2 separate regions of the Homo sapiens genome follow, and region 1 is linked to region 2. A link is an interaction called in ENCODE POLR2A ChIA-PET data of the cell type or tissue named here. Cell type or tissue: PC-9. All regions are shown on one strand. Each heading gives the region's core, and the rest is flanking DNA. Links, peaks and the distances in the headings are about the cores only. Region 1 overlaps LOC105376478 (a long non-coding RNA gene). Region 2 has its middle 26 kb from the start of MIR7162.

Region 1 (11,774 bases), core at 4,221-9,220, 160 kb before region 2:
AATTCACTTCACTATTATATATTTCACTATCATTTTCACTATTATATTAGGTGTAAATCTAACTTTCTTCCCACAGCATTTCCTTGGCCTATCTGGAATGCCTCGATGCCAATTCAAGGCACTTTGCCTTGGAAAAGGATGTGCATTATTTCCTCAACTCCCTCCTCTTTTTCTTTTTACTCCTATTGGTCCCAATTCCAGATTTATTTTTGTGTCCTTTGCTCCTCAAATCATTTCAAGAGCTATTGACTCTCTTCATCATAAGAGAGTAGAACTGATTTAGTTTCTAATAATAGTTGACATGTTATGGGCATTTGTTTGTTGATGGCTGTTTCCATTAATTTGGGGGTTAACCCTCTAACACAGGGGATAGTGCGATGGCCTACAGCTGTTAGGACTCCAGCCACTATTGCAGGGGATGTTAGAATGGAGGCTGCCATTCCTTTCCATTTCCTGAACTAACTTTCTAGCCAATCAGTAAATGGGTCATCAATTCCAACATTTTCCACCAATTCATTGACTAGAACAATTAACCCTTGTAATGCATTTGTGATGGTTCCATCTGGGGCAGTATTGTTAGGAATTAAAGTGCAACACTTTCCATCCAGCATGATGCATACGCCCCCTTTCTCTGCTAAGATCTTATGCAGTGCAAGTCTGTTCTCCCAGGCCATTTGGCTGGTGGCATCTAACTGGTTAGCCACTCCCTTGAGAGTGTATCGAGTATAGCTGATGAATCTTTGTTGATTATAATAGATGTAATTAATCCAATCCACGTTTTTATTAGTAGTTGACCACCAGAAGAGTGCTGATTCAAACCCAACAGCTATTTGGTTTCGGGTCTTAAATTCATCAGGTACTCCTCTAGGAACTCCTGTTGAGTCAATATAAACGTTGGGATCAAAATAATTTGTTAGGTCTCTCCGACTTCAGTGGCCATGTGGATTCTTGGGAATCTTACAGAATGCCAGGATGAATGGAATGGCCAGTTGAACTAAGGCACAAGTGCAGATCCAGTTGGATGGTAATAGGTCATGGAGGTCCCTCTTTCCACAATACCACCAGACATCAGCCCGGGGTATATGAAGAGCTGAGCAGTTGCCTTTGTTTGACTCACCAGTAATGTTTAGGATGTGGGTACAAGTCGAGGGTTCTCCCACAGGCTTATTGAACTCTGCCCCCTGCCTAGAGAGGCAAGAGGAGTGGTTCATATACCCTATGGAGAATGAGGGGATTGCTCTAGGGTCTGACCTCCACAAGGCAGTAAAGAGCAATGATAGATTTTGCAAGTCTCATTTCCCTATGCATCCCTTTCCTGGTATAGAGCCAACATGCAACACATTCCATCGGGATTGGTATCCCATCCTGGGGCAAATGGAACCACCTGTGCCTGAGGCTGCCCAGCAGAGCATGCGGAACAGTCACTCTTATGAAGAGCTAGTACCAAAAATCTGACCCATTCAACCCAGGCATTTACATTCCCATATCCAGTCTCAATTTCTAAAGTCTGCCTCAAGTCAGTTACCTTAATTATTTTTACTCTCTTAGGGTCATTGTCTGGTTAAAGGAAGTAGTGGGACTGGGAGTTATAGTAATCCTGGGTGGGCTCAGAGTAGAGTTGGTGACTAGCCTAAGAGCTAACCATCCTATTGGATCCCTTCCTGAGGTATCTATTCCTGACCCATACCTCTAAGGTTCCTGGTCTAGAGTAGCTGGGTTGTTTATGGTAATTAATATAGGATTGCATTCTACATTTCTACAGTCAGGTGACAGGGGGCCCCTATACAAATGTATTTTCTTCTTAAGGGTTTGTTTTTGGAAGAATGGCTCAGCCTCGAAATTGGGTGGTCCACCAGACCTCATTCCAGCTAGCGCAGGGCTTTCCCCAATAGCGACCTGTTTCAGGACATAGATGTTTGTTTGCTTGTGACAGCTGCCTTTGGTTCCCTAAATTCCCACAATGTACGACTTAGGAGGCATCAAACTTTATGGTCTAGGGGGTGGAGGTTCTAGTTATGTTGACTACTAGTTTGATTGGATATTCTTCTACCGGGCTCCATCCAATAATTGTGTACCCTCTCACCCCTGGTAGTAGGATTAATCCTAACCACATCCACCCCCAGTGATGGAGCCTGCTCATAGCTTCCTTCCAGGTTTTCCTTAGAGTTAATTTTAAGGGTTCCTTAGGTGATCTATACACTTCCCATTCACCCTTTTCCCTTCCTTACGGGAGTTCTTTTACCAGTCTCTTGACCTGAGTGTAATGTGTTCACACCTTTCAGCTGTTCGTAGGCTGTGTCAGTGATTAGGAGCACCCGATAGGACCTCCCCAGCTTGGGTGGAGCTTGTCTTCTTTCCAAGTCTTAATCAGCACTGAGTTGCCAGGCTGGAAGTGGTTAACCATGAACTCAAGAGGCAGGGTTTGAGTCAGGAGTCCTTTGAACCTCAGGGATGACAGGGAGGAGGATATGCTCAGTATATAATTTCTTAAAAATTGGTCTTTGGTTTCCATAGTAGAAAGGCCAGTAGTCCTACCTAAATACGGGAGTCCATATAATAGCTCGTAAGGAAAAAATCCCAAGTCTTTCCTTGGGGCCGTCCTAATCCTAAGGAGTGCTATTGGGATCCATTTGGTCCAAGGCATTTTAGTTTCTAAGATTAGTTTAGTAATATGCTTTTTGAGAGTCTGATTCATTCTTTCTACTTTTCCAGAGGAAGGGGGATGCCAAGGAGTGTGGTAATCCCATCTGATGTGTAAACCTTCCATAATTCTCCTTAGCACCCTTGAGATAAAGGGGCTCCCATCATCTGAATCAATATTTTCTACTAGGCAAAATCTGGGTATAATTTATTCTAAGATTATTTTGACCACATTCCCTCAGTGGCAGTTGGGAGGGTGTGGTCCCGGGACGTGCACTCTGCAAGCTTCGCTCCGCCCGCCATGCTGAAAACAGACTACGGAGAGGACTGGGAGGGAAGGCAGGGAGACCTGTCAAGGGGATACTGTGGTAGCACAGGTGAGAAATAATCACGGTGAAGAGGAACCCTGTATGGTAGGGGAGTAAGTCCTCCAAGGCAGTTCTCGATATTCTATGGAGCTAGCAGGGCTCAGGTGCTCCAGAGAGCCCACCCAACAAGGTAGCTATGAGCATGGGACATCCGCACCCACCTTGGTCTGTAAGTCACACAGCTGGGATGTGAAGCCTGGCTCGGATTCTGTGCAGCCGTGTGATCTAGACAAGCTACCAGGCCTCTCTAATCATCGTTTTCGTCTATAAAAAGGGATCGGCCGGGTGCAGTGGTTCATGCCTGTAATCGCAGGGTTTTGGGAGGCTGAGATGGGTGGTTCACGAGGTCAGGAGATCTAGACCATCCTGGTCAACATGATGAAACCCTGTCTCTCCTAAAAAACAAAAATTAGCTGAGCGTGGTGGCACGTGCCTGTAGTCCCAGCTACTCAGGAGGCTGAGGCAGGAGAATCACTTGAACCCGGGAGGCAGAGGTTGCAGTGAGCCAAGATCACCCACTGCAATCCAGCCTGGGCCACAGAGCGAGACTCCATCTCAAAAAAAAAAAAAAGGGGGGGGGGTGGGGGGGCGGATCAGAGCTCATATCATCACGATGTTTTTGAGAGAAATACACAAAAGAGGAAAGCACATCGTCCATGCCCAGTAAATCATTGCATTCTTTCAAACGAAATCTGTATTCAACCAACATTTCCCGATTAGGTTCTCTCCCAGGCACTGTCTCCCTTTTCCAGGTGAGGCCAATGAAGCCCAGCTTTGGGATTCAAACCTTCAGACTCACAGGGACTTTAGAAATATCAGTTCAGAGATCTCTAGCTGCAAAAGTTCACAATGATACTCACCTCTTGAGGACTCATTTTTCTTTAACTGTAAATAAAGAAAACGAATCATGCATTTATTCTGCATTTTCTATGTAAACTGTCCCTCAGGGTAGCCAAATAGTTGATGAGGGAAAGTTTCTTTTTAGAAGTATTTTGACTAATAAATGAAGAAGAAATGATAGAATAACATCATTTTGCAAATCCCTATGACTTAATGGATTGAAGCAATGACTATCAATGGCTGCTGAAGTCACAAAAGAGAGACAACCAAGCAGTGTGCATGGAAAGACCCCACGCCACCAGGGGAAGTTTTTGCTAAAAAAACTGAACCTGAATCTAATCAAAATCCTGGATCTACCTACTGATTTACAGAATACACGTAGGAGAGAAAAGCTGTGATAAATAACCCTACAGCACGCAATGAAGAAAGTCAGACCACAGAAATTCTGCAACGCAAATGCCCAGTTCCTTCAACGAAAAAAAAATTGCAGTGAAGGAGATGGGGAAGAGGAGAGAGAAGAGGAGGAGAAGGAAAGAAGGAAGAAAGAGAAAGAGAGAGATGGGAGAGGAACCTACAGATTTTTTTAAAAATGTTAAAAACTTATGGGGCCCAGCGCAGTGGCTCATGCCTGTAATCCCAGCACTTTGGGAGACCAAGGTGGGTGGATTACCTGAGGTCAGGAGTTCGAGACCAGCCTGGCCAACATGGCGAAACTCCCTCTCTACTAAAAATACAAAAATTAGCCGAGTGTGGTGGCATGTGCCTGTAATCACAAGTACTGGGAGGCTGAGGCAGGAGAATCATTTGAGCCCAGGAGGTGGAGGTTGCAGTGAGCTGGGATCACACCACTGCACTCCAGCCTGGGCAACAGGCAAAAAAAAAAAAAAAAAAAAAAAAAAACAACTACTTATGGATTTTACTTAGGTAATGATTCAAACTGTAAAACTTTAAATTATAAGAAACCCAGGGAAATACATAAACATTCAAGATATTTGCTGACACATGCAATTATTAATATTACAGTTAATTTTTAAAATGTGACTGTGGTATTACTATTATTTTTAAAGGGTCTTTTTTTGAGACTGGGTCTCACTCTGTCGCCCAGGCCAGAGCACAGTGGCAAAATCATAGCTCACTGCAGCCTCGAACTCCTGGGCTTAGGTGATCCTTCTGCCTTAGCTTCCTAAGTAGCTAGGACTACAGCTGACAGCCACCACTCCAAGCTAATTTTTTTTTGTTTTTGTAGAGACGGGGGTCTCACTATATTGCCCAGGCTGATCTTGAACTCCTGGCCGTAAGTATTTTTTAAACTTAAATATTTAAGATTAAATATTTAATATTTATTTTTAAATATTTAAGTTTAATTTTAAACTGAAATATTTTCAGGCAAAATGACAGGATGCAGAGTCAGAAGCAGCGGGGAGAGGGGCGAGATTGGCAAGCATGGAGGAGGTGATAAGATTGGCCTTGTGCCCCTGGTCCATGGTGTTAAAAGGAAGGTCCTTACTTTGGGAGGGATATTGACTAGAAGTGGGCAGAGAGAATCCTCCAGGGTGCTGTGACATTGTATCTTTTGATCTATGTGCTGATTAAATAAACTTTTTAATTTGTGAAAATTTACAAGCTATACAACTATGATTTATGCATTCTTGTATACCTTTATAATTTTATGTTCTTAATAAAAACTTCACTTACAAAAATTGGCCATAAGTCAATAATAGTTTGAGCTGGGTGATGGATACATAGGAGTTATAAAGACAATTATCTATGTTGACTTGTGTTTTAAATTTCCTATTAGAAACTAAAATTTTTATATTGTTAGCAGCAGCCAATCTGCACAGGTCTGCAGCAAGTCAATTCTTTCCTCCTCAGAGGACAGACTTCATCCAAGGGGCATAAGGCACAGTGAGAAACCAAGGCAAGTTTTACAGCAGGAGTGTAAATTTATTAAGAAGTTTTAGAGTAGGAACAAAAGGAAGGAAAGTACACTTGGAAGAGGGCCAAGTGCGCTGTTTGACCTTTGACTTGGGGTTTTATACATTGGCATGCTTCCAGGGGGTTGCATCCCTTCTCCCCTGATTCTCCCGTTGGGATGGGCTGTCTGCATGCTCAGTGGCCTGCCAGCACTTGGGCGGGACCGCATGCGCAGTGTGTTTAGTGAAGTTGTGCATGCCTAATTGGTGCGTTCTTCCCTTACCAATTGAGTGTTCCTAGAGGAAGGTCATAAACCAGGTAAACGCCACCACTTTGCCTGTTAGTGCTCATGCTTGAGCCCACTCGCCCAACTCCTGGGATCTTACCAGGAAGCTGATCACCAGCTTCAGGTGTTTTCTATCTGTTCGGAGCCTGCCTTTCCCTGGTGCCAGCTGCAACCAATTATTATTTTAGAGCGATAGTTTAACAACTGCCTGATGGGCCGGGCTCGGTGGCTCACGCCCGTAATCCCAACACATTGGGAGGCAGAGGCAGGTGGATCACCTGAGAGGTCAGGAGTTCGAGACCAGCCTGACCAACGTGCAGAAACCCTGTCTCTAATAAAAAAAAAAAAATACAAAATTAGCCGGGTGTGGCGGCACACGCCTATAATCCCAGCTACTCGGGAGGCTGAGGCAGGAGAATTGCTTGAACCCTGGAGACAGAGGTTGCTGTGAGCCAAGATCGCACAATTGCACTCCAGCCTGGGCAACAAAAGCAAAACTCCGTCTCAAAAAAAAAAAAAAAAAAAAAAAAAAGCCGAGTTTAGTGTGGGGGCGCCTGTAATCCCAGTTACTCGGGAGTCTGAGGCGGGAGAATCGCTTGAACTCAGGAGGCGGAGGTTGCCGTGAGCTGAGATCGCACCACTGCACTCCAGCCTGGGCGACATATGGAGGCTCCGTCTCAAACAAAACAAAACAAAACAACTGCCTGATCATCACCTGATAATCGCTTGACACTCCTGGGGGAGTCGGGCTATATCCTGGCCTGCTCATGTCTGCTTAGCTACCTACTCTAACAATATTAAGTAGTATGTAAATAAGATTTGGCACAAATTTGATCTTAAAAAATCAAACTAACAAGGACAAAAATAATGTATCGCTTCTCGGCCATTTGGCTAAGAACAAGTGCAAAAATAATTTTATTTAACACAATGTAAGTTAAAATCATATCCATGCACTAATTCTTAGAATGAATGAAATGAATCCTGAATAGATCTATAGCATCATTTGCTGCACTTTGATTGTTTGCTGAATTTTCACAATGAATCCATAAAGTGGGTCATGTTTTGCTCAGAGAGTTTCATCCTTTTCTCTGTGGGCCTTCTGTAATTCTTTGATACCTATGGTAAAATCACATGCTTCGAAACAACCTATGACATCATCCTTGTGGAATTTTCTCTCCTTCTATTGCTGACTTGGTCTAACTCTGCCAGATCCTCATTTGTCAATGACATTGCAGATTCTTTGAGCCATTCTCCAAACATCAATTTCAACACTTTCGTGAAATCTCACTTCTTTTGCAAGATTTGAAATTCTCTTTGTAGGCCGGGTGCGGTGGCTCACGTCTTTAATCCTAGCACTTTGGGAGGCCGAGGCGGGCAGATCACCTGAGGTCAGGAGTTCAAGACCAGTCTGGCCAACATGGTGAAACCCTGTCTCTACGAAAATACAAAAATTAGCCAGGCATGATGGCAGGTGCCTGTAATCCCAGCTACTCGGGAGGCTGAGACAGGAGAATCGCTTGAACTGGGGAGACAGTGGTTGCAGTGAGCTGAGATCATGCCACTGCACTTCAGCCTGGGCGGCTGAGCGAGACTCTGTCTCAAAGAAAAGAAAAAAAGAAAGAAATTATCTTTGTAGTAATGTTCATTTTGTTTGGGCCCTGCTTGTGGAATTTTGCAGCATCAAGCAACAGGAAAATGGAGACCCACAAAACAGTGGGTGGGGACCAGTTCTGCTTCTTTAATTTTAGATAAGGAGAAAATGCCTACATAAAACGTAATAAAAATATGTGTTTTTTTCTTTTTTTTTTTCTTTTTTTTGAGACAGGATCTTGCTCTGTTGCCCAGGCTAAACTATAGTGGCACAATCATAACTCATTGCAGCCTCAAACTCCTGGGCATGAGTGATCGTCCTGCTTCAGTCTCTCAAGTAGCTGGAATTACAAGTGCACACCACCAGGCTTGGCTAATTTTTTATTCATTGTTATTTTTGTTGAGACAGAGTCTCGCTCTGTTGCCTAGGCTGGAGTGCAGTGGCACAATCTCAACTCACTGCAACCTCTGCTTCCTGGGTTCAAGCAATTATTCTGCCTCAGCCTCCAGAGTAGCTGGGACTACAGGTGCGTACCACCACGCCTGGCTAATTTTTGTATTTTTAGTACAGACAGGGTTTCACCATGTTGGCCAGGATGGTCTCGAGCTCTTGACCTCAGGTCATCTGCTCACCTTGGCCTCCCAAAGTGCTGGGATTACAGACGTGACTCCCTGTGCCTGGCCTAATTTTTTATTTTTTTAGAGATAGGGTCTCACTATGTTGCCTAGGCTGGTTGCAAACTCATGGCCTCAAGACATCCTCCTGCCTCAGCCTCCTGAGTAGCTAGGATTACAGGCTCAAGCCTCCATGCCTGGCCTAAACTATGACTTTAGAATAAAAGTGGGGAGAGATGAGCTAGCTCTGACTGATTTTATGTGTGGTCAGTGCATTCCTGAATATTTTCATGCTGGTTAGATTGGGCTTCCCTCAATACACTGGTAGCTGCAGGAACTCAGATAATATAAAAAAACTTAGGCTGAGTGCGGTGGCTCACTCCTGTAATCCCAGCACTTTGAGAGGCTGAGGCAGGCAGATCACCTGAGGTCGGGGGTTTGAGACCAGCTTGGCTAACATGGTGAAACCCCGTCTCTACTAAAAATACAGTTAGCTGGACATGGTGGCGCATGCCTGTAATCCCAGCTACTAGGGAGGCTGAGGCAGGAAAATCGCTTGAAACTGGGAGGTGGAGGTTGCAGTGAGCCAAGATCATGCCATTGCACTCCAGCCTGGGTAACAGAGCAAGAATCCATTTCAAAAAAAAAAATCATAAATACTTATTGAACAAGCACTCCTATGTCAAAAGCAGAAGAATCCACTTGCCCAACAGGATTAGCAAATGATGAATAATTTCCTGAGTTTTTGAGGAATCTGAGCATGCAGTGTATAGCTGTCTCCTACCTTGCTAAGTTCCCAGTCTCTACAAAAACAGGAGGCTTTTCTTCTCCCCCTCATGGTGTACCCAGCTCTTTTGATCCTATTTTCCTCCCTTTAACTTGGCATCTGGCCCCTCCCCAAAATGAAGCTAAAAATCCCCTCCCCTCTATTACATAGAGGAATTCAGCTTGGCCCCAGCTACAGTTCTCCAATTGCACACGCCATTCATCACAACTCTCAGTACAGAGAGACCCCCCACCGAAGCCACCAGCACCATCTCTCCTCAGAGGGGAGTTCAGCCAACTGGATGTTTTGAGTCTATGAGTTTACTCTTTGAGATTTCCTGACACCACAGTTTCCAATGTTCCTTCCAGACACAGACAATCCTCTCCTCCCAAGAAACTCAGGTGTGGCTAGGCATGGTGGTGCACACCTGTAGTCCCAGCTACTTGGAAGGCTGAGGTGTGGTGGTACACATGTGTAGTCCCAGCTACTCCGGAGACTGAGGCCAGAGGATCGCTTGAGCCCAGCCAGGAGTTTTGGGCTGCAGTGCGCTGTGCTGATTGGGTGTCCACACTAAGTTCATCACCAATATGGTGAACTCCCTGGAGCCGAGGACCAACAGGTTGGCTAGGGAGGGATGAATTGGCCCAGGTTGGAAATGGAGCAGGTCAAAATTTCCATGCTGATTAGTAGTGGGATGGTGCCTGCGAATAGCCACTGCACTCTGGCCTGGCCAACATAGCAAGACCCTGTCTCTAAAAAAATAAGTAAATACAAGAAACTGGTGTAAACTGTTCTCTTCACTCTGTTACATGTAAATGTAAGGAAAGAGAATGGAAAAACTATTTTAACATGGATTATCTCAAAGTGGTGAAATTGTGAGAGTTTTTTACTTTCTTCCTTTTGTTCATCTGTATCGTCTAAATGTTCTATAAGATGAATATCTGTTTAATACATTTTATCTTTCTTAAAAGATTGTGTTGATGACTAAAAAGTTAACATGTGTAACAATGCCAGCAAAGCTGAATTTTTACTTAAAAGTTACAGCCGGGCCAGGCAAGATGGGTCATGCCTGTAATCCCAGCACTTTGGGAGGCTTTAGTGGGTGGATCACCTGAGGTCAGGAGTTGGAGACTAGCCTGGCCAACATGGCAAAACCCATCTCTACTAAAAATTCAAAAATTAGCTGGGTACGGTGGCAGGTGCCTGTAATCCCAGCTACTTGGGAGGCTGAGGCAGGAGAATCACGTGAACCCGGGAGGCGGAGGTTGCAGTGAGCCAAGATTGCGCCATTGCACTCCAGCCCGGGTAACAACAGTGAGACCCTGTCTCAAAAGAAAAATTACAGCTGGGTGTGGTGACTCATACCTGTAATCCCAGCACTTCAGGAGGCAGAGGCAGGAGGATCACTTGAGCTCAAGAGTTCAAGACCAGCCTAGGCAACAAAGTGAGAACCCCCTCCCGTCTCTACAAAAATAATAATAATAATAACAATAATAAATAAAACTGAAAAAATAAAAATATATATTTTATGGAGAAAGGTGTACACATGTTATCTAAAAGTGAAGAAGCATAAAAAGTTTCATATTCATTTTGTTTCTCTCTGTCTGTTCAATTCTTATAGCTTCATTGTTTAATTTCCTCACATCTTTTTTGGGAGAATGTTATTTAACAAGGATTCTGGTAACTGTAGCGGAACTGGCAAAGGGGCGGTTTGTAATCAGCACATTGCTTGTATAATCCACGGGGTTGTAACCATTCAGGAAGGAACTTCCTGTCCTTTATTTAATTAAAGCAACTTTTCTTGAAAAACAAAACAAAACCTCTTTTCTAACTAGCATTTACATGAAGAGTTGCCTACGTTAAAAGACACAGCAACCTGTGAAGAGAAATATTTAAGCTAATGTGTTCCATCGTGCTGGTGAGCACTTTCAAAGGAGTGCATGAAAGATATCACAGCCTCACAAATGCAGAGAAAAGCCTCCCTTGGCCACTGCTGATCAGGAAGTGAGACTTTGTCCTCCCCACAGTGGTAAGAGCCTCTGGGAAATTTACTCTGGGCTGTGTATCTATCACTTGCTCTAAATCAACAAATTTGTAATTGATTATGTCACATTTCAGCTATACCTAGCCGGCTGGATTATCTTCCTCATGGCCAAAAGGAGACTAGACATGGAAGGCAAATTGCAGTTAGATGAATTTAACCAGCTTTCTCTACACCGCATGAAGCCAGCGACTGTGAGGGCTCTGCTACGCGGCTGAGCGGGCTGTGCAGGCATTGCCAAGGTCTCCTCCCTTGTTGACGTTCCCTGCTCGTCTTCACGTGATCCCATCTCAGGGCTCTGCCGTCCACGCCCTCACCAAGCTGGATCCTGGAAGTCATGCAATTCCTTCTTCCTTACTTCTGTAAACCAAAAAGTGTCTGAGACAGATCTCAGTCAACTTAGAGGTTTATTTTGCTGAGGTTGAGGAAACACTCAGGAAAAAAGAAACACGAGTTACAATAGGATTTGTGTTCTCTGCTTTTTTCCAAGGAGAGTTTTGAGGACTTCAATATGTAAAGGGGGAAGAGTGGGCAGGAGGAGAAGGAGAGAAGAAAAAGAAGGGGGTAGGATAGGCAATGAGCCAGGTGGTCACATTCTCATGAGGCCTTGAATAGCACTCACTGAATCCACACTTTACATGTGAAAAGATAGGAGGGAGGGGAAAGTCATATAATTATCTTGCTGAGTAAATCTACATTTTACGTAAGATAAAG
Region 2 (11,774 bases), core at 2,798-7,797:
TTGGAAAGGTTTTCCAGGTATTTGAAAGGATGTGGGTGTTGTGATCTAAACTGTATCTGAGTAGGGGACACTCCAAGCCCAGTGATGCTATGGTGCTTGCAGACTCATAGAAGTACTGCCTTGGCAGTCTTAGATAATATCTGGAAGAATTCTCTGGACTACCAGGCAGAGACTTTTATTCTTTACCTGTAATTTCTCCCAAACAGTCTCAGTCTCTTTTTTTGTTTCTCTCTCTCTCTGTGCTGAGCCACTTGGAGCTGCAGGTGGGCTGACACAACATCCCTATGGCTACCATCACTTAGACTGCACTGGGTCAGACCTAAAGCCAGCAAAGCACTGGGTCTCACTCAAGGCCCCCTGTAAACACTGCCTGGCTATCACCGATGTTCATTCAAGGCCCTAGGGCTCTGCAGTCAGCAGGTGGCAAAGCCAGCCAGGCTTGTGTCTTTCCCTTCAGGGCAATGAGTTCCTTCAGGCCCTAGCGGGTCTAGAGATGCTGTGTGGGAGCCAGGGACTGGAGTAAAAAACCTTAGAAATTTACCTGATGCTTTATTCTAAGGCGGCTGAGCTGACACTGAAACCATGAGACAAAGTCCTTTCCACTCTGCCTTTGCCTTTTCACAGGCAGAGGAAACTCACCCTGTGGCCACCACCAGAGGCCCACAGGGAACACTGCCAGCCTACGGTCGATGTTCACTTAGGGCCCAAGGGCTCTTAAATCACTTGTGGTGAGTGTTTCCAGGCCTGGGACTCACCCTTTGGGGCAGTGGGCTCCCCTTTGGCCCAGGGCACGTGCACGTCCAGAAATGCTATCTAAGAGCCAAGGCCTAGAATCAGTGACCACAAGAGCCCATTTGGTGCTCTACCCCATGGTGGCCAGACAGGTACCTAAGCTGCATGACAAAGTCCCTTTTACCTTTCCCTCTGCTTTTCTGAAGCAGAAGAAGTCCCTCACCACAGCCACCACAGCTGGGAATGTGCTGGGTCTCATCTGAAGCCAGCATGTCTCAGTCTCAGAGTCTTACTCCAGGCCCATAACATACTACCTGGGTATCACTGTTGGCTATTCAAGGCCCAAGGACTCCTGAGTCAGCAGGTGATGAATCCTGCCAGGACTGGGTTCTTTTCTTTAAGGCATCAGATTCCCTTCTGGCCCAGGGTATATCTAGAAATGACATTCAGGGGCTAGATCCTGGAATGGGGGTCTCTTGACTCTGACCAGTGCTCTATCCTGCTGTGGCTGAGCTGGTATCCAAGATGTAAGACAAAGTCCTCTTTACTCTTTCCTCTCCTCTCCTCAAGCAAAAGGAAGAAGCCACGTTTGTTGCTGCATGCTGCACTGCTTGGGTTGGGAGAGGGGTGGTGCAAGCACTCGCTTGGCTGCCCTGCCTGGTGTCTTACTAGGTTGTGTGCCCCCTGAGTCCACTGGCTCTAAGCCTAGCATGGCATTAGGACTTACCTGGGAATTGAAGTCTTTATGGTCTAGACTGCCTTTCAAGTTTACTTAGAGCCCCAGGTAACGATAGCTTGCCATGGCAAGGCTTATCAAAACTCAAGCCTCAAGCCTTCTAACTGCTAGGATGGGTGAACCCCTCTGGGTAGGGCTGGTTTAAATGCTCCCTCCACGGGCAGGTGTCACGGGAGTTCCCCCTGGTTTTGCTTTCTGCTGTGACAGGGCAACACTGAGTTCAATGCAAAGTCCCACAATTGCTGCACTCTCCCTTCCCCAAGTGCACAGATTCTCTCTCAGCACCACAGTGGCCACTGCTGGCGGATGGGAGAGGAGTGACCTTGGTGTTTCAAGACTGTCTTTCCTACCCTCCTCAGTGCCTCTTTCAGTGTTATGAAGTTAGGGCCAGGTACTGTGAGTACTCACCTGATTTTTGGTTCTTATGAAGATGACTTTTTGGTGTAGAGAGTTGTTAAATTTGATTTTCCTGCAAGGAGAATCATTGATGGAGGCTGCTATTCAGCCATCTTGCTCTGCCCATCCTACCTCACTTAATTTTAATTATCTCCTAACAGCCCTATTTCAAAATGCAATCACATAAGGGATTAGGGCTGCAGCATATGAATTTGGGGGAGACACAATTCAGTCTATAGCATTTGGACTTGGGGAGAGGGAGGAACAGAACATTCAGAGGAAGGACTCAGTGCAAGCAACAGTTTGGAGGTGGGAAAGTTCAGCTCATGGATAGAAAAAATTGATCCAGTTTGGCAGGGCCCACGGGAAGATGTGGTGGAGTGGTGAGAGGTGGGCCACATCAGAAAGAACCTTGAATGCCAGACTGAGGTTAGAGACATTTCCTGTTGTGCAGAAGATGCCGTGAGGTGGTGGGGAGAGTAACATGATGAAAAGGATATTTGGGAGGATGGATCTGGCATCAGTGATAGGTAGGGGTAAGGAGTGAACAAAGCTGGAGGCCAGGAAACTGGACACACAGCCCAGAGTTCAGGTTTAGGCTGTTCAAAGGCAGTTTCCACACTGAGTTCCAATGTGGATCAAAGCATGCAGGGGGTGGATGATTTGGAAAAGCAAAACCATCTCTCTTCATTACCACACAATTTCCCAGCTGAGATCATCACCAGAGTCCTACAAATCAGACAGTCAGCTTGCCCCAAACTCTGTTCCTAGAAGCTGTGACCCAGAGGGAGCCCTTGTCCAGCTATAGCCCAGGGACACTGCACCCTGGACAGGACTGCACCTGTTCCCTCCCAGGAGCCTCATCTCTGTCTGGCCTGGCTTTGGCTTCAAATACCCTCAGCTTTGGAGCTTTGGCTTCAAAATCTGTTGGATCAGATTCATGAGAGCTCTGGCCTTCTTTGGTTTAGGAATTTTAAAATAGTTTTTTCAGCAGGCAGTAGATGAACTCGGCTTGCTTACCTCTAAGGACTGGCTAGAACTCACAGAAAGCTGTTATACTCACAGTTATGGTTTGATTATAGGGAAAATATATAGATTAAAATCAGGTAGTGGAAGAAAGGCATAGGGCTGAGTCCAGGAGGTCACCAGATATGGAATGTCCATTATCCCTTCCCCATGCAGTCAGAGTGCATTACCCTCCTGGCTTTGATATGTGCCAATACACATGGAGTATTCCAGCCAGTGAGGCTCCCTCAAGCCTCAGTGTTCAGGATTTTTACTGGAACTTCATCACGGAGGCATGCTTGATTGTCCATGTGGCTGCTCTCAGTTTCCAGTCTCCAATCCTTTCAGGGGTGACCTAAAGCCAGGACTCTAAATCACATAGTCGGTTTTCCTGGCCTGGCTAGTCTCCACCCTAAATCTTATTATTAGACTATCCATCCTGACCCAAGATCCCCAGGCAAAAATATTCCTATCAGGCGTTACGTGTTGGAGATAAGGAGTCAAGGACAAAGGCCAGACCTATTTTTGGTTGTTAATTATTTTATTTTATTTTTTTTTACTATACAACATGCCATCATTCTGTTATCCTTCCTTTCTGTTTTATCTTCAAAATAACCCTAATTGGTGGGTAAGGATGTTTATTATTATAAATGAGATCTCAAAAGGAAAGGCACTTGGGCAAAGTTGCACAGTCTATCTTTGACTCGTGGTGCAATACTCTTTCCACTCTCTGAGAATCCTGAGTCCTGAGAAGAAGATAGAAGGAAGGTGTGTATATGTGTGTGTGCACGTGTGTGTGTGTGTAAATGTATATCTAATAAGTGTGTGTAGATATATGTATGTCTCTGTGTGTTTGTGTGTACATGTGGATGGGTGTCTGTATTCATGTTTGTGTGTGTGTGTACACATGCTCAGGGGGAAGGTTAAAGAGACAATCAGCAGGGTGCAGTGGTGGGAGGCAGACGGGGGAGGATCACTTGAGCCTGGGAGTTTGAGAAAGAGAAAATTTCAATAATCTTCCTCTTGCAATTAGAAGGAAAATCCTGGGGCTGGGCATAAAGAGAAATAAAGTACAGCATAAAGAGGCAGAAAAATGTCTAATGAAAAACAAGTGGCCAAGAATCTATAAAGAAATATAGCACATTAGCAGCAGAATAAAACTGGAAGATAATTTCCTCTAGAACCCTGATAATCTTTGTGAGAAAACTGTTGGTCACATATGTTAACTGCCGAAACTTGCAGGACCCTGTGCAACAGAACTGACAAGTAAAACCATGTTTCTTAAACTCACTATGCTACAACTGTCATTCAACTCTTTCACAACGAAGATTTCACAAACCTATCTCCAGCTTCCGGATGGTGAGGGAAAGTGTGATGAGATTTTGTGATAAATTGTGCCTGTCTCTGAGTCCATCTTCTCCTATTGAAGAGAAGGAAAATGAGGCTAGCACATTACAGCCCTGCCTGACAAAAGTCACAAGATAGGCAAATAATTATTATTTAAAACTGGAGTGTCCTATAATGTATTCATGAATGCCACACATTCTATATCAGATCATCCATTTCAATTTACTTATGTTCTTTGAAGCAAATTTATAAGATTTGAATTATTCAGAAAATGCTCCCAAGCTAATAGAAGAAAATACTTTAACCACATGAAGTATCATGCTACCCAATATGGTGTGGTGGTGAAGTGTGCAAGCTCTAAAACAAGAAAACACAGTTTCACGTCCTGGCCCTACCCCCTTGGGAAAGTTACGTGGTCTCTCTCTGCCTCAATTTCCCCATCTAAAGTGTGGGGATGACAATAATACTATTTCACAGAGTTGTTTTGAGGAAAAGAATATATGTAAAGCACTTTGAACAGCAGTTAGTGCTATGTAAGTGTTTCCTATTGTTATTTTAACATTTCAGATTATAAATATCTACCCTGTTATTCAGATGGCAAGCGTCCCTAAGCTGATAACATGATGAAGAGCTTTTGGGTTCCTCGATTTCCCATCAGCTTTGTGAGGAAAAAAATACCACATGAAGAAGAGCAACTGAAGCAGGTGTGAGAAGGAAACTTGGCTTAAGATTGGGGGGCTTGGGTTTGTTAGGCTTCTATCTTCTAAAAATTTCCTGAACTCCATTGATAAGAAGATTTTTAATATCAATCTAGCTAAAAAGGACCAATAGACCCCACAAGACACTGAGTTAGACATAAAAATAAAAGGGTAATAAATAGCCGGTTGCAATGGCTCATGCCTGTAATCCCAGCACTTTGAGAGGCCGAGGTGGGTGGATCATGAGGTCAGGAGTTCGGCCAGCATGGTGAAACCCTGTCTCTACTAAAAATACAAAAATTAGCTGGGCATGCTGGCACACACCTGTAATCCCAGCTACTCAGGAGGCTGAGGCAGGAGAATCGCTTGACCCCAGGTGGTGGAGGTTGCAGTGAGCCGAGATCGTGCCGCTGCATTCCAGCCTGGGTGACAGAGCGAGACTCTGTCTCAAAAAAAAAAAAAAAAAAAGAAAGAAGGATAATAAATGAAATATGGAAAACTACACAACCAGAAAAATAAACAACTACCAATACCCAAAACATGGCTAAATCTCATAGGATTGTGTTGAATGAAAGAAGTCAGCCACAAACATGCACATACTGTATGAATCCATTTATATTCATAATTAACCCAGGGTGACAGACGTCAGGATTGTGGTTAACTTTGAGGAGGACAGCAACTGAGAAGGGGCAAGAGGGAGCCCTCTGTGGTGATGGAAGCATTCTGTATCTTGAGCTGAGTGGTGGTCACATGAATGTGCACATATGTAAATAGTATGGAGTTGTAATTTAAGGTATATGCATCTCACTGTATGTAAGATACTGTCTTAGTCCATTCGTGCTGCTATAACAAAATATCTGAGACTGGGTAATGTGTAAAGGACAAAAATTTATTTCTCACAGTTCTGGTGGGTGGGAAGTCCAAGATCAAGGTGCCAGCAAATTTGTAGTCTAGTGAGGGCTGCTCTCTGCTTCCAAGATGGCACTTTAAATGCTGAGTCTTCCAGAGATGAGGAATGCTGTGTCCCAACATGGTGGAAAGGACAGAAAAGCAAAAGAAGGAAACCGAGCTAGGCAGCTCCCTCAAGCCCTTTCATAAGGTCACTATCCCATTCATGAGGGGGCTCTTCCCTCACGACTTAATTATCTCCTAAAGACGCTACCTGTAATCCCAACACTTTGGGAGGCCAAGGCGGGCAGATCATGAGGTCAGGAGATTGAGACCATCCTGGCCAACATGGTGAAACCCCGTCTCTACTAAAATACAAAAAATCAGCTGGGCATGGCACACCTGTAGTCCCAGCTACTCGGGAGGCTGAGGCAGGGGAATTGCTTGAACCCGGGAGGCAGAGGTTGCAGTGAGTCGAAATCATGCCACTGCACTCCAGCAGCCTGTAAACAGAGCAAGACTCCATCTCAAAAAAAAAAAAAAAAGACTCCACTTCTTAATACTATCACACTGGGGTGTGAGTTTCAACATGAATTTTGGAGGACACACAAGCATTCCAACCATAGCAAATTTACTTTATTAAAAAAGAAAAAAAAAAAGGAAAATCCTGTCTCCAAACATGATATTTTAAGAGTTGATATATTTACATCCCAATTTTCCAATTGCTTACATACATATTTGTGACGATCATTTTTAGCTGAGAAAAGTTTCAGTAAATTAAAAAAATCTCATATTATCTATTAATATCTTATTCAGATAAGATCAAATTTCTAACCTAGATTTTAGGTTAAGACATAGTCATTTGTTGTAATGTGAGAATGACAGAGAGAGAGAGAGATATTAACTAGCAGAATCCAACTATAAAAATAAATTTAAGGGCACAATTCTCTACTAATGACTCCCCCAGACAAATTATTACTTGGATAGCAATGAATCAACTAAAAATGGAAGCGAGAATAGTTTGAGTCCTTTTTGCAATGGATGGATGTTTATGAGACTATTAAGTGAAGAGGGTTCAGAAACAAGGGGATAAATGGCACGCTAATTCGGGGTTGAATGGAGTAATGGGATGGTCTTGGAAATATAAGAATCTTGCTTAATGGGGCTTGTCTACTTGCAATTCAATAAACTAATATACGTAAATTAAAAGAGATAAAGGACATGAGCACTCAGAACAAAATTACAGGAATAAATTTAGCAAAGGGGCACCAAAGTTGAGAGAAGGGTCACTGTTCCACGTCAGACATCTTTAATTCTTGCGTCATGGAGATGGTAAGCCAGCGAACAGAGTCTTCTGTCTGGAAGCTAAAACCAGCCTTTGGGATGGCTTCAGAGAGACTGTTCAGACTCAAGATGCAAAAGTAGATGTTGCATGGTCGAAAATATCCCGAAGGTAAAGGCTTTTTTCTTTTTTTCTTTTTTTTGAGACGGAGTTTTGCTCTGTTGCCCAGGCTGGAGTGCAGTGGCGCGATCTTGGCTCACTGCAACCTTTGCCTCCTGGGTTCAAGCAATTCCCTGCCTCAGCCTCCCGAGTAGCTGGGATTACAGGCGCCCACCACCATGCCCAGCTAATTTTTTGTATTTTTAGTAGAGACGGGGTTTCACCGTCTTGGCCAGGCTGGTCTTGAACTCCTGACCTCGTGATCCACCTGCCTCGGCCTCCCAAAGTGCTGGGATTACAGGCGTGACCCACCGCGCCCGGCCGGCAAAGGCATTTTCAAAGACAATGGTGCTCGGGGAAAAGAATGCTGTGTGTTTTAAAAGAAAAAAAAAATAAAAGAAAGAATGGAAACAAGGAAGAAGAAGTGACCAGAGGGTGGGGTGACCATATGTTCTGGTTTGCAAAGTACACGTAAGGTTATGTCTGCTGTCCCGGTGCAATTATAACAGTGCCCCTTGCACTCTCCGAATGTCCGGATTTGGATGATAAATCATATGATCACCCTGCCAAAGAGAGCAAATTAGCCAGAAGACCCATGTGTCGATTTCAAACGGTGTGGACTGATCCGCAGGCGCGCTCAGGCCGCTGCCCAGCTGAACGGTGTGCACCACCTCTGCCTCGCCCTACCTCGCCCTGCCTGGGTGAGTCTCCAGGAAGGCTACAGCGGAACCCTCGGCTCCCACGTTGCTCTGGTGCCACCTGCAGGTTATGTGGGGGAACTGCTTCTCTCTACCCCACTACCCACCACCCTGCCTCCCCACCCTGATCCTGGGCAGCCTTGGAGTTGACCAAAAGACATTCAGAGCACCCGAAGCCCTGGGTGGGGAATGGGCTGGACCCCGCAGTGAAGCCTGCGTTACGGAATCAGACGGGCCCAGCTTAAACCAACAAAGCCAAGCTCTTCCTCTTCCTACCCACTCCTGTCCTGTCTCATTTTGTAGAGAGGAAACTGAAGCCTAATTCAGAATTTTCATTGGTAGCATTGTGAAGCATACAGCTGGAACCTCCCAGGTGCCATTCCCCACATCTCTGTCTTTCCCCTAATACATTAGGATAGTGGGTAAGCAAGAGAACTTAAGTTTACTGAGCTCCTATTGTGTACTGGGCAGAGTAGGCACTTTTATCTCCAGCCTCGCAATTGATGGGAAATAGGTGATTATACAACCGGGATATAGGATCAGAGTGGGCTAGTGATGTGCTCACAGTATCTCAGCTGAAATTGGAACCTAGGGGTCTTTGACTCTAAAGGTAGTGCTCTTTTTGGGTCTCCAGTTTGAGCAATACTTGCAAAATGCAAAGAACACCATGAAAATCTTACATTGATCCATAAAAGACTGTATTGCAAACAAAAACATGGAGTGTCTTCGTGGGGGAGACGGTGAGGCAGGGAGATTATCTCAATTCTGTGCAACCTGAGAACTCTCTGAGGAAAATGAAAAAAGCCCGACTGAGTGCAATTTGTCTGATAAACAAAATCTGTCAGAATGTGGGGCCTTGTGAGTGCTAAGTGAAGGTAAGAAACCACGGTGCTGGACATTTTCTAAGGTGTTCTTTATGAAATTACTCAGGGCCTCAGTGCCTTCACCTTCTTCATGAGCCTAGGCAGTTTCCCCATCTGTCTTCATCCTACTGCCTGACATCCTATCTATCAAACTGCTTTTGGAGTTATGACTCAATAAAATAAAAATCATGGTGGGAGTCATTTACACCCTAGTGAGAGTCATCTAAGATTCCCTTTTCTTCTCAGACCTTTTAGCTGAAGTTGGTTATGAGAGAGGTTGGGGAGGAGGAAAAGGGTCGGGGCGAGCAATCTTGGAGCTTGCACTGTTTCTTGCCGACGACCTGGCACAGTGTGAAAATGTCAATCTAAATGGAGAGCTCTATGCATGTTCCAGTCTATTCCCTTTGTCACCAATACCAATCCCCAAAGCAGAGCCCCCGGGAGGGCTGGACTGAAAAGCCTGGAGGTAATAGAAAATGCTTGGCTTTGGATTTCAGGTCAAGTTCTGCCGGCGACTTGCTGTGTAAGATTAGACAAGTCAGTTCACCTCTTTGCACTTCAGTGACCTCATCTGTAAAAGGCTGGTCTGGACTAGATTAAAGACTTTCTTTAGGTTTTGCAATTTTTGTTGTTGTTGTTGATGGTTGTGTGTGTGTGTGTGTGTGTGTGTGTGTGTGTGTGTGTTTAAACAGAGTCTCACTCTGTTGCCCAGTTAGAGTGCAGTGGCGCAAACTCGGCTTACTGCAAATTCTCCTGCCTCAGCCTCCGGAGTAGCTAGGATTACAGACGTGCGCCACCACACCCAGATAATTTTTGCATTTTTCATAGAGATGGGGTTTCACCATGTTGGCTAGGCTGGTCTTGAACTCCTGACCTCAGGTGATCCGCCCGCCTCGGCCTCCCAAAGTGTTGGGATTACAGGCGTGAGCCACTGCGCTCGGCCTGCAATTGTTTTTTGTTTTAATGTTATATTCAATTCTTCCTCCATCTTTATTAAAGTATAATTGATAAAAATTGTGTATATTTACAGTGTTCAATGTGATGTTTTGATATATGCATACATTATGAAATGATTAAATCAAGTTAATTAACATTTTCATCACTTCACATACTTTTATTATTATTATTATTATTGTGGTAAGAATATTTAAGATCTATTGGCTTAGAATAGTGTTTACTAGAGGCGAGGAAGGGTAAGGGGGAGGGGGTAGCCAAAGGTTGGCTAACAGGTTAACAGATACATGAGTACATGGCTGAGTTTGGTGGCTCACACCTATAATCCTAGCACTTTAGGAGACTGAGGTGGGAGGATCACTTGAACTCAGGAGTTTGAGACCAGCCTGTGCAACATAGGGAGACCCCATCTCTTTAAAAAATTTAAAAAATTAACCAGGCATGTTGGTGCATGCCTGCGGTCCCAGCTACTCTGGAGGCTGAGGTGGGAGGATCACTTGGGCCCGAGAGGTCAAGGCTACAGTGAGTTGTGATTGCACCACTGCACTTTAGCCTGGGGGGCAGAGTGAGACCCGGACTGGAAAAAAAAACAAAACAGCTAAATAGGAGGAGTAGTTCTAGTGTTCTTTAGCATTATAGGGTGATGATAATTTATGACAATTTATTATATATTTTCAAATAGCTAGAAGAGTGCATTTTGAATGCTCCCAGAACAAAGAAAAGATAAATGTTTGAGGTGGTGGAGATGCTAATTACCCTGATTGGATCATTGCACATTGTATAAAAATATTATACTGTACCCCAAAAATATGTACAATTCTTGTGTCAATTAAAAATAATAATAAAAGCAAAAAATCTCTCTTAGCAATTTTCAAGTATACATTATTATTAACTGTAGTCATCATTCTGTAGAACAGATCTCCAGAACTTATAACATTATATTTAATTCTGATCAAAGTACTAGATACACAGAGTTAAGAACAAAATGGTATCTGGAGCAAGAAATCCTCAGTAAGACAAAAGAAGAAGAAAAAAAGAACAAAATGGTAATAAAAGGGTTATATCAGAAAGCATTTCCTCTGCCCTTTCCTTTCTTGCCTTTGAGTCCTAATTCCCAGAGGCCATCACTTTAAACTCATTTTGCTACTTCCTCTGGTATAATCATATTTCTAAATAATGCTTATGTTGCTATTTCTTGATTTGTTTTCCTCAGCATCTGTCGACTTCCTGGCATAACAGAGTATAAGGCTTACCTCCCTTACAAGTAAGGGAGCCTCCATTCTACCAATTTGACTGGATCACAATCTTATGAAATCAAATGCATTTACAGTCTTATAGATATCTAAATTTTGTTTCCTAAGCCAAGTCCTGCACTGAATTTGTTTCATTTCTTTCCTTTTTTTCCCCTGGAGCTGATAATTGCTTCAGATTGTTTCCCTTCATTTGCTTATACGTTTTTGTCCCTATTAACTACTTTTTTTTCCCCAGATGCTCCAACTGATCTATGAAATGCCTAGTAATAATTATCCAAAAACTAAGATACACCAGCTACCCTATCAGCCCTGTTATTTTCCAGGAGGCATCCCTTTCTCCCTTGCCCTCCATCCTTATGCTCCAAACTGGACTCAGCTCTCTCAGCCCATGGCACGGCTGGCATCCTGGCATTTCTCTGAATTTTCTGCTGCCTCTTCTGTGTGCATCTCCCGTTCCCTGGCCCCATATCTTCTTTTTCCTTGGTTTACCCTCTCATTGTGCTGCAATACATCTTCCAGTGGCTTCCTGAGAAAGAGTGAATGGAAGCCAAGCTTGCTGACTCCCACATATTTTAAAATGTCATTGTTCTACCCCAACTCCTGATTAATAGTTTGGCTGGATATAATGCTCTAATTTAAACGTAACTTCTCCTCACATTGGGAAATATTGCTGTATTATTTTCCAGCTCCCGGTGTTGTTGGGAAGAAGGCAGTGTCATGCGGAGTCTTGGCTCTTTATATATGACCTGTCTTTTCTCTCTGG

The links. Peaks named below come from ENCODE experiments on the same cell type or tissue, not always from the same donor. Only the 100,000 strongest peaks of a DNase experiment are listed, where the experiment ranks them.
Region 1: POLR2A ChIA-PET joins it to region 2 with 5 read pairs; 3 of 35 experiments call an interaction of 5 or more read pairs at or near these places.

What each region holds. Positions count from the first base shown.
Region 1 is chr10:30,553,600-30,565,373 of GRCh38, reverse strand. It overlaps LOC105376478 (a long non-coding RNA gene), which reads right to left. Exons shown (of 2, transcript XR_007062102.1): 2 at 10,766-11,420. It also overlaps the pseudogene RN7SL63P. Among named protein-coding and RNA genes, the nearest start is that of LYZL2, 70 kb to the left of the region's middle. RefSeq lists an enhancer at 5,727-6,306 and a silencer at 11,220-11,514. In PC-9, for the core only: no CTCF peak of the experiment used is centred there; a DNase peak (open chromatin) is centred at 7,233; H3K27ac peaks cover 440 bases.
Region 2 is chr10:30,388,908-30,400,681 of GRCh38, reverse strand. No RefSeq gene overlaps it. Among named protein-coding and RNA genes, the nearest start is that of MIR7162, 26 kb to the right of the region's middle. In PC-9, for the core only: no CTCF peak of the experiment used is centred there; no DNase peak of the experiment used is centred there.